Regions from separate parts of the Homo sapiens genome. Here region 1 is linked to region 2. A link is a loop called in an ENCODE intact Hi-C map of the cell type or tissue named here. Cell type or tissue: heart right ventricle. All regions are shown on one strand. Region 1 has its middle 12 kb from the start of CRADD. Region 2 has its middle 43 kb from the start of SOCS2.

Region 1 (2,500 bases), 50 kb before region 2:
AAGAGCCATGTCACCCAGAATTCCAACAGCTACCCCAGACAACAGAAAAATGACTGCAAGCATCTGCCTGCTTGAGATAACTCCTTTTAATTATATATAAAGCATTTATTTTAATTTGGAGCTATCTTAGTTCATTTGGACAGCTATAACAAAATATCATGAACTTGATGACTTGTAAATAACAAAAATTTAATTTCACACATGTCTAGAGGCTGAGAAGTTCAAGATTAAGGCACTGGCAGATTTGGTGTCTGGGGAAGGCCTGCTGTCTGGCTCAGAGATGTCACCTTCTTACTGTGTCTTTACATGGTAGAGGGGATGAACTAGTTCTCTGGGACTTCTTTTATAAGGACACTAATCCCCTCCATGAGGGCTCCGCCCTCATGACCTAATCACCTCCCAAAGGCTCCACCTCCTAATACCATCACATTGGGGATTCAATTTCAACATAGGAATTTTGATGGAACACAAATATTCAAACGATAGCAGAAACTTTTACAAATAAAGAAGAAATTTATCAAAATGACCAAAAGCCTGGAAAAACATAATAGAGTTTACTAAATGCTTAATACTATAAAAAATAGTTTCAACATCTCTGGCAACATGGTGGATAAGAGATCCTGCAACCTAATGCTACACAATGTTAAAAATGCAAGATAAAATATAAAAGTTACTCTTTTATGAATGCATAAGCCTACAAAAAATAAGAAAATTGCTCTGAGGCCATGACCAGAGTGGGTGCATGAGTCCAGGGAGGTGGCTGAGCCTTGTACACCTGATACTCACCTACAAATTATAGGGCTAAAAATTTAGCAGCAGTGGGTGAAGTGGGTAGCAGAGTGGGAGTAGGGGGAGAGGAAGGCTGGAAGTAAAGCCCTGGACTCATGGAGGTTGGGAAGCTGAATTGGAGACCATCTTGTATAGAGCTAGGATAGGCAATGAACTATACCTTCAGGAAAAAAAAGAGAGAAAAAAAAGGTTGATGAGGAAAACAAAAGTCAGAAGAAAACAGATACAAAATGAACAACAACAAAAGGCTAGAAGAGATTCAGGGTATAACAGCTAGGCTTCTCTCTCTTCCTTGGCTCTCCAATATTTTGCTGTTGCCTCCTCTTGGCTGAACCCAACTGGAAATCAGACAACACACAGCCCAGGAAACTCGGCATGCAGAGCAAGTCAGGGGAAAGACAAGGCATACATTCAAGGTCAAGCAGACCTAGAACCTGCATAGCCAGGTATTCTGATAAAGCACTTGTATGCAGATTATCTGATTTAATCTTCACAACAGACAGGTACTACTACATGCCCTAGAGTAAATTGGATCTTAGCATGGTCAAGTTTCTCTTCTAAGCATGCAGCCAGTAATGGTGGCACTGGGCTCTAACGCCAAGTTGGCCTGACTGCATACCCTGCACTCTTAACAATTTTGCTGTATAGTTGTAAAAATAGTGTGATTCTGATGTTGACTTCTTGTGTCTTCTCACTGGGTTTTGGGAGACACCCTAACTCAGGAGTGGCCTGTTCTAATCTGGTCCTCATCTGCATTGTCCTGGTTTTGCTTTTCTTTCTTACACTTTGTAGTTCTACATGAGTCCATGTCTGACGGCTTTACTCATGTTAGGTCATTTTCCATCTCTGTCAGCAATGGTTTAAAGTGCAGGGCTATCCATTGCTTCATAACAAACTGCCCCAGAATTTAGTGGCTTCAAACAACAACAAAGTTACTATATTTCACAACTTTGCAGGTTGGAAATGTGGTCAGGGTTTGGCTGGGTGACTCTTCTGCTCGATATGGTGTTGACTGGTGTTACTTGGTGGTAGTCATCTGATGGTTCATCTGGCTTCATTCCCAAGCTTGGCTTTTTGGCAAGGACAATGAAAGGCTGAGCTCAGCAAGACTCCTCTCATTATCCATGTAGTCTCAGGGCACTTCACCTGCCCTCTCCAGCAGGGTAGTTGACATGGTTTGACTGTGTCCCCACCCAAATCTCATCTTGAATTGTAGCTCCCATAATTCCATCTGTTGTGGGAGGGATGCAGTGGGAGATAACTGAATCATAGGGGAAGGTTCCCCCATATTGTTCTCGTGGTAGTGAATAAGTCTCACGAGATCTGATGGTTTTATAAGCGGTTTCCCCGTTTGCTTGGCTCTCATTCTCTCTTGTCTGCCACCATGTAAGATGCGCCTTTCGCCTTCCACCATGATTGTGAAGTCTCCCCAGCCACATGGAACTGTGAGTCCATTAAACCTCTTTTTCTTTATAAATCACCTAGTCTCGGGTATGTCTTTATCAGCAGTGTGAGAACAGACTAATACAGTAGTCTAATGCCTTACTTGGCAGCTCAGGGCTCCAAGGGAACAAGGAAGAAGCTGCTGGTATTCTTGCAAGCCTAGGCCTGAAACTGTCATACTCTACTTGTTAAAGAAGTCACAGCTCAGGTCCAAGGAGGCGGGAAATATATCCCACCTCTCAATGCAGGAATTATTTGACATCAAAGA
Region 2 (2,500 bases):
AAAGTGACAGAAACTTGACTGAGCAAGAAATAAACAGAAACCCCAGTAATTAATTAGCTCCTACAGAGATCAGAGGTCAGGCATGGTTGTATCAGGGTCTCCAATGATGTCATTATGAGAGACCTCAGTGCCAAACCAAGAAAACTGGATTTCATTCTCTCCATCTCTTGGTACTGCTTCCCTTGGCTGTCTGCCTCTGGTGACAAGATGGCTGTCTACAGTCTCAAGCTTGAATCTCATCCTCTCAGCAACCCCAATGGAGCACATAAACTTCTCTTTCCAATGTCCTGAAATCATGTCTCACTGGCTTTGATTGGCCTTCTGGGAACATAAGTCCTGGTGCTCTGATTGAAGAGGCCTAGTTCTCATGCTCATCCTGGATTTGGGAGTAAAGTCAGCACCAGCCAAAATGCTAGGACCAAGAGTGGGAAGGGCTGATTCCCCACAGGGCCTGAGGCAGGCTAAAGCAATGGATATCTTCCTTAGCCATGAATTAATCATGAGAGCTTGGACAAATCTTTCCACCTCTGAGCCTGGTTTATCTGTAAAATAAGAGGGATGGATCCTGTAACCTCTAAGGTCCTTTCTACTTTCACACTCTAGGCCAGGCTCAGTGGCTTACACCTGTAATCCCAACACTTTGGGAGGCCGAGGCGGGAGGATCACTTGAAGGCAGGAGTTTGAGACCAGCCTGGTCAACATGGTGAAACCCTGTCTCTACTAAAAATACAAAAATTAGCTGAACATGGTGGCTCATGCCTGTAATTCCAGCTACTTCAGAGGTTGAGGCATAAGAATCGCTTGAACCCAGGAGGTGGAGGTTGTAGTGAGATGACATGGTGCCACTGCACTCCAGCCTGGGTGACAGATCGAGACTCTGTCTCAAACAAAACAGAACAAATACTTTCACACTTTATAACTCCACCTAATATCCCTTGTAAATTATATGCTGTTTTCACTTCTCAGAGGAGAATACCTTAATCCAATTAAAATGAGGATCTGTAGTGACATAACTGCCTGTACAAGCCAATTGGGAGGGACAAGTTCCATGATAGACACAGGCCTTTTCTATCTACTCTGCAGGATCCCTGCCCAGGAATGTCACAGGAAAACAAGCCAGAGAGATTGGTGCCAGTGGAGAGAAACGGATGGAATCTGAAGCATCTATTCATTGATAAACTCAACCAACAATTATGATGTAATTCTTACATCTCAAGAGCTGTACTAGACTCTGGGAATGAACAATGAACCAAAAAAAGTCCTTGCTCTCTAAAACAACAGTCTTGAGGTGGGTGCAGACAAGTAGATCACTGATGAACAATTCAGAATGTCAAGCAAGGGCAGAGGCAGGATGATAAGGCAGCTCAGAAAAGGGGCACCTATCCCAGTGGGGGAGAGGGTTAAGGCATGAGGAGATAAGGAGAGATTCAGAGAAGTCATCCCAAAGAAGGAGATCCCAAACAGGGCCTGGAAAATTAAGTGGCAATGACAATTTCTCCCTAGGATCCTTTGCCGGCTGCTCAATGACCCTTATCAGTCTGTCTTTTTTTTTTTTTTTTAAATAGAAAATTGCTACATACAAGGCGCCGGGCGCTGTGGCTCATGCCTGTAATCCCAACACTTTGGGAGGCCGAGGCGGATGGATCACCTGAGGTCGGGAGTTCAAGACCAGCCTAGCCAACATGGTGAAACCCCATCCCTACTAAAATAGAAAGATTTGCCAGGCATGGTGGCAGGCGCCTGTAATGCCAGCTGCTCGGGGTCTGAGGCAGGAGAATCGCTTGAACCCAGGAGGCAGAGGTAGCAGTGGGCTGAGATCACACCACTGCACTCCAGCCTGGGCATTAGAGCCAGACTCCATCAAAAGAAAGAAAGAAAGAAAGAAAGAAAGAAAGAAAGAAAGAAAGAAAGAAAGAAAGAAAGAAAGAAAGAAAGAAAGAAAGAAAGAAAGAAAGAAGGAAGGAAGGAAGGAAGGAAGGAAGGAAGGAAGGAAGGAAGGAAGGAAGGAAGGAAGGAAAGGAAGGAAGGAAGGAAGGAAGGAAGGAAGGAAGGAAGGAAGGAAGGAAGGGAAAGAAAGGAAGAAAGAAAGAAAGAAAGAAAGAAAGAAAGAAAGAAAGAAAGAAAGAAAGAAAGAAGGAAAATTGCTATATACAAAGGAAATCTTGAATCCCTATACACCCAGAGTTGAGGGTAGGAGATTATTCCTAATGGTGTAAATTCTCAGAGCATCGTGTGTTTGGAGGAAAAACAAGGATATGTTTGAACACCAGGGCTGCCTTAGGCAGATGAGAAATAAGAAGTATTCATTGAGCTGTGACAATAACATCTACTTGATCAACCCAAAACCCTGGTTGAGAGAGCGAGTGGCTTCCAAGTCTGTCATGTATCAATGAATCAATGAAAAAAAAAAAATGGCTGGTTAACCTAGAAGTTTGACATTCTCAGTCCATTCCAAGTAAAGTGGATTCCTAATCATGTGGGCTAACAAGGACCTTTGCCA

The links. A loop is a pair of places that touch in the nucleus more often than their neighbours do. Peaks named below come from ENCODE experiments on the same cell type or tissue, not always from the same donor. Only the 100,000 strongest peaks of a DNase experiment are listed, where the experiment ranks them.
Region 1: a loop joins it to region 2, with 2.1 times the contacts of the local background. A loop is called at or near these places in 19 of 110 quality-filtered maps.

The regions. Positions count from the first base shown.
Region 1 is chr12:93,664,050-93,666,549 of GRCh38, reverse strand. No RefSeq gene overlaps it. Among named protein-coding and RNA genes, the nearest start is that of CRADD, 12 kb to the left of the region's middle. In heart right ventricle, no CTCF peak of the experiment used is centred here; no DNase peak of the experiment used is centred here.
Region 2 is chr12:93,613,998-93,616,497 of GRCh38, reverse strand. It overlaps a transcript of SOCS2 not described here. Among named protein-coding and RNA genes, the nearest start is that of SOCS2, 43 kb to the right of the region's middle. In heart right ventricle, no CTCF peak of the experiment used is centred here; no DNase peak of the experiment used is centred here; H3K27ac peaks cover 989 bases.